Regions from separate parts of the Homo sapiens genome. Here region 2 is linked to region 1. Evidence: chromatin contacts called from ENCODE Hi-C or POLR2A ChIA-PET data. All regions are on one chromosome and are shown on one strand. Each heading gives the region's core, a stretch centred on a gene start or an enhancer-like site at or near the end of the contact. The rest is flanking DNA. Distances are from core to core; before and after follow the strand shown. Region 1 has its middle 28 kb from the start of ACBD6. Region 2 overlaps STX6 (syntaxin 6).

What was found. Hi-C counts contacts between places; a loop is a spot of excess contacts on that map. ChIA-PET counts read pairs that join two places held with the same protein, here RNA polymerase II (POLR2A). Pooled maps may share reads with other maps.
Region 2: a pooled map shows a loop between it and region 1 (2.7-fold over the local background). The contact joins two enhancer-like sites. A Hi-C loop is called at or near these places in 1 of 168 maps with a recorded cell type or tissue (CD8-positive, alpha-beta T cell), 1 of 37 single-sample maps with no recorded cell type and 7 of 50 pooled maps. POLR2A ChIA-PET finds 5 or more read pairs at or near these places in 3 of 52 experiments (CD4-positive, alpha-beta T cell, K562 and SK-N-SH).

The regions. Positions count from the first base shown.
Region 1 is chr1:180,529,338-180,532,058 of GRCh38, reverse strand. No RefSeq gene overlaps it. Among named protein-coding and RNA genes, the nearest start is that of ACBD6, 28 kb to the right of the region's middle. Within about 2 kb of position 1,383, at least 6 of the 41 ENCODE cell types and tissues checked have a DNase peak (open chromatin) inside an H3K27ac peak, as active enhancers do.
Region 2 is chr1:180,980,432-180,983,152 of GRCh38, reverse strand. All of the region lies in intron 7 of STX6 (syntaxin 6), which reads left to right. Among named protein-coding and RNA genes, the nearest start is that of KIAA1614-AS1, 27 kb to the right of the region's middle. RefSeq lists a silencer at 1,386-1,465. Within about 2 kb of position 1,377, at least 2 of the 41 ENCODE cell types and tissues checked have a DNase peak (open chromatin) inside an H3K27ac peak, as active enhancers do.

The DNA of each region.
Region 1 (2,721 bases), core at 134-2,633:
CTTACAGTTTTATAAGCAGCTTTTTTCACTCAACAATATTGTGTGAATACTGTGAAATTTGTTCTTTGAAAAAACATGATGTTTAATTTCTGCATACATTTGACTGATGACTATGGAATCACTTAATGCTGTGTTGTTGAACATTTAGATTGTTTCCAGTTTTTAACCTATTAAACTTATAATGCATATTTCTTCAGTATAATATTTCAGTAGAGAAAGTTATGAACCTTTTATGACTTTTGGTTCATGTTGCCAGATTTCCCACTAGAGCAGTGGTACCAATATACATTCTTCTAGTAGTATTTGAGTATTGAGTATTGACTTTTTAAATGTCGATTTTTCTGAATACTATAAAAATGTTTAGCCTGGGCAACATAGAAAGACCTCGTCTGTACAAAATTTTTTTTTTAAATTAGCTGGGCATGGTGGTGCACCTGTAGTCCCAACTACTCAGGAGGCTGGGGTGGGAGGATTGCTTGAGCCCAAGAGGTCGAGGCTTCAGTGAGCCATGATCGCACCACTACACTTCAGCCTGAGTGATAAAGACGCTGTCTTTTTTTTTTTTTTTTTTAAAAAAAAAAAGGCCGGGCCTGTAATCCCAGCATTTAGGGAGGCTGAGGCGGGCAGCTGGCTTGAGCCCAGGAGTTCGAGACCAGCCTGGGCAGCATGGCAAAACCCTGTCTCTACAAAAAATACAAAAATTAGCCAGGCATGGTGGTGTTTGGGCCTGTAGTCCCAGCTACTCAGGAGGCTGAGGTGGGAGGATCCATTGAGCGCAGGAGGTCGAGGCTGTGATGAGCAGTAATCATTCCATTACACTCCAGCCTAGACAAAAAAGTGAGACCTTGTTTTTATTAAAAAAAAAAAAAAAAAAAAAGGAATTGGCTGGGCTTGGTGGCTCACGCCTGTAATCCCAGCACTTTGGGAAGCTGAGGAGGGTTGATTGCCTCAGGTCAGGAGTTTGTGACCAGCCTGGCCAACATGGTGAAACCCTTTCTCTACTAAAAACACAAAAATTAGCCAGGTGTGGTGACACAAGCCTGTAATCCCAGCTACTCGGGAGGCTGAGGCAGGGGAATTGCTTGAACCAGGAAGGTGGAGGTTGCAGTGAGCCAAGATCGTGCCACTGCACTCCAGCCTGGGCAACAGAGCGAGACTCCATCTCAAAAACACACACACACACACACACACAGAAAGAATCAAGACTTTAGGCTTCTGGTTGATATGAGATTCCAGCAGCTAAACGTGGGCAATGAGTAGAGAAAGTGGTGCTTTGATTAAACTCTGCCCTCCTGCTATTGCTACATGGCATTTCCTTACAGTACAGAGTCAAAAGGGAATTTCCGGGATTGCTTTGTCTCTTGGCTTGTTAGGAGTGCAGCAAATGCGGTCCCACAACTATGTGAAGAGGAGGCTTGCTGGTAGGGAGTGGTCAGGACTGGCGGTCAGGAAACCTGAGTTTCCTGCAAATGGACAAAGGCATTTGTTAAGTAATATTGAATAGTAGCTAAGAAATAATATTCCATTTAGTAAGATTGAGGTCACAGTTGCCAACGTATTAAGATCAACTATTGTTAATGATTTTGCCTTAATGAAAATGAGTTAGAAATCCAGCTCTTTGAGGATAAGCTCTAAGTAGGGACTGAGCGATTGGGATTTAGGGTGCTTCATGCTTTAGGCAGCAAAGCCAGTTATTGGGAGATTGTCATATCGACTTTGCCTTGAAGGGTTCTCTCTTTGCCTGAATATCAGATCATGGCCTTCTTAGAAAAGTGCTCCGTGACATTTTATTGATTAGCCTTCAAAAAAGAGCATAGCAGTAGGGAGAGGTCGGGCCAGTCTCCCTCAGTCCTCTGGGCCGGCCGAAGCCCAGACACCTTCACAGGATGATGGAGACTTGGCAAAATGCTGTATTCACCTGGGAGGGTCCTTGTGTACCCGACTACAATTCTGAAGATACTCAGTATGGTTGCCTGAGACTTCTCCTGGTCAGCTCTTCCCAATATTCTTTTCTCCTCCCTCCCTGACACCCTCCCCTTAACACCTCCCCACTCTGCCACCCCCATATCACTTGCTGGAACACCTATTTCCTCATCTTATTTGAAAAAATGTATTATATTGTCAAATAAATCAAACTGTTCAGGAGGTGTAGCAGAAAAAGCCCTTTGTCCCCATACAGAAGGCACTTATAAAAATCTCACCCATTATCTTCCAGGTAATTTTTCCTTTAAATACTTTTCTTTCATGGAGAACATTCCAAGTGACAGTAAAAACAGAAATAGTTCATTTGGAAGACACAATATAACAGTATTTTCTTAGGGTATTAAATAATGATCCTCTAATTGCTGAACTTAAATCACACAAAAATGCTAGACATAAAAGTCACCTTTTAAAAGGAAGCTTTGCACATACCTCATTTTCCCCCAAATAGCCACCTCTATGATTCCTTTGTGTTGTAGAAAAACCTGTCATTTACAAAGTGCTTTTGTATACATTTTCTCACTTGGTCATTATGTGTTAAGGCAGGCTAGAGCACAAATCTTAGCTCACTGTAGCTTCAAATTTGTGGGCTCAAGTGATCCTCCCACCTCAGCCTCCCGAGTAGCTGAGACTACAGGTACACACCACCACGTCCAGTTAATTTTTTATTTTTTAAAATTTTTTGTAGAGATGAGGTCTCTCTGTGTTGCCCAGGCTGGTCTCAAACGATCCGCCTGCCTC
Region 2 (2,721 bases), core at 128-2,627, 450 kb before region 1:
ATATGTTGAGTCCTACCTCTCCAGGTAATTGTGAGGATTAAATGAAATACCAGTAAAGTAGAAGTGCTTAACTGCGTTTACCATTTATTTATTGGTACTTAGTAAATGTTTTTAAGAAATTGTAAGGCAACAAAAATTGTAATGGCCCCAAGGCGCAATGGACCTATTACATCCAAAACAAAGAGAAGCTCCTATCTAGAGTCATTTTCTTCTTTCTCTTTAGGGACAAGTATCTTTGTTTCTAGCGGGCTCTTCATTGCCTGAAACTGTGCATATATGGGAAGCAGGCACCAGCTTAGTTCATCTGTCACACATTTAGAGAAAGGTTTGCAAAGTCTTTTCTGATTCCCTCTGTTCTCTCTTCTGCCTTCTCCCCTCTACTTAAAAACAAAACAATAAACAAAAAAAAGGTGTTTTAATGAAGAATTGTATAACCAGTTTAAACTCCAGGCCTCTCACTCATGTATGTAGTAGTTGCAAAGTCAAGTAGCTACTTCAGCACCAGTTCTGTTTGGGGAAGAGCAAGTGAACAAAGATGCACTGTCTTTGTTTCCCAGCATTCTGGGTATGAATAATTTAGAAAAGTACTTGCATTGTGAGAAGCGACCCAGTGTGTATAAATAGCACTGAAGTTTGCTTATGCTTTATTCTACTTTTTCCCAAAAGAAAAATTGGGGAAGCAATGTAATAACTTTGGTTATATTTGTATAGGAAAAAGAGCCAGGAAACAGAGCATTTATCCTGAACGGTGCTTCACTTTTGACAGGTTGCTTGTGTTTTCATTTTAATCTTTGCTTGCTACCCAAAGAAATACTCCCTAAGGACCTCTTCCTGCTTGGTGCTTTCTGCTTCAATTTGACAAACAAGCAATTTGTATTCGTCTCTGCTCTCCTCCATAATTTTTGCAGAAGTTCACTGCTTTAGTAATCAAACCTGTACATAAAGGAAGCCTATGGAGGCACAGCGAAGTGTGATTAAGTAGTTACAGGCACACAGGCGGACCATCTCCGCTCCCCGTGGCTGTCTGCTTCATGGGGAGAAACCAACCAAGACTCCACATTTACTTTTTTGAATGACCCAAGAGAGACACTAATTGTATTCTCCTACCCACAGAAGTATTTTATTTTAAGTAGATACTGAGATTTTTTTCCCTCTTACTTTCCAACATTCCATTAATCTTTTCTCTTTAGGGGAGAAAAATATTTTGAGAGAGAGAAAAAACTACCATTGGAGTTCTTTTGTTCCGCTCTGACTTTTTGAGGCAGGTCCTGAGCTTGCAATGCTGCTTAAAACTTTCCACTTGAGGTCACAAGAGCCCCTGTGGTTAGTACCCGTTCCTTCTATGCATGAAGCCTCTGCGGGAAGTGCTGAGAAGTCTGCTGGGGTAACAGCTCCCTGGGGTTACCTAGTTCATGCTTCGTAGAGGCAGCTTAGCCACTTCAGAGGAAAACGGCTTTAAAAGAACATCCTCGGGTTGTGCTGGCTTGTGTGGTATATGCTTCTCCTTGGTGAAAATTCCTACTTAATACAGTTGTGGAAGAGAAGGTGATTGGAGGGTGGTAGGAGGCATGAGTAGAGGCTGATGGAAAGCCAAAAAATGGAAATCTGGTTCAGTGTTGGAAATCTGGTGCTGAGAATAGCGAGATGCCTGAGGGAAGGGGGTAAACATAGGAGTGTGTGAGGTTGAGGGCGGGGTTGGAGAAGGAATACTTTCTCCGTTTTTGTCCTGAAAGAATCGCAACTAATCATTTTAGCAAAGTGGTTTTAAATTATTGTAAGCATTTTAATCTTTTTAAAAAATTAATAAACTATTTTTAGAACAGTTTTAGGTTCCTAGCAAAATTGAGCAGGAAGTACAGAGAGTTCCCATATAGCCCCCTTCCCCCATGCATAACTTCCCTGACTATTGACATCAAGCATCACGGTGGTACGTTTGTTACAATCAGCCTACGCTAACACATCATTAATCATCCGCAAAGACCGTTGTTTACCTTAGGATTCACTCTTGGTATTGTACATTCTCTGGGTTTGAACAAATGTATAAATGACATGTATCCATCATTGTAGCATCACACAGAGCTGTTTCACTGCCCTAAAAAATCCTGTGTTCCACCTGTTTATCCCTCCCTTCCCCCAACCCCCAAACTACTGATCCTTTGACTGTCTCCATAGTTTTGCTTTTCCAGCTTGCATATGGTTGGAATCATATATCACAGATCCTTTTCAGATTGGCTTCTCTCACTTAGCAGTGTGCATCTAAGTTTCCACTGTGCTTTTTCATGGCTTGATAGCTTATTTCTGTTTTAACACTGAATAATATTCTATTGTCTGGATGTACCACAATTTATCCATTTACCTACTGAAGGACGCCTTGGTTGCTTCCAAGTTTTGGCAATGATGAATAAAGCTGTTATAAACACCCATGTGCAAATTAGCCAGGCGTGGTGGCGTGCGCCTATAACCCCAGCTACTTGGGAGGCTGAGGCAGGAGAATCGCTTGAACCCAGGAGGCAGAGGTTGCAGTGAGCCGAGATCACACCACTGCACTCTAGCCTGGGTGACAGAGGGAGACTCTGTCTCAAAAAAAAAAAAAAAAAAAAAAAAAAAGTGCAGGTTTTTATATGGACATAAGTTTTTAAGTTCATTTGGATAAGTAACAAGGTATGTGGTTGCTGAATGGTTATGGTAAGAGTATGTTTGGGTTTTGTAAGAAACTGCCAA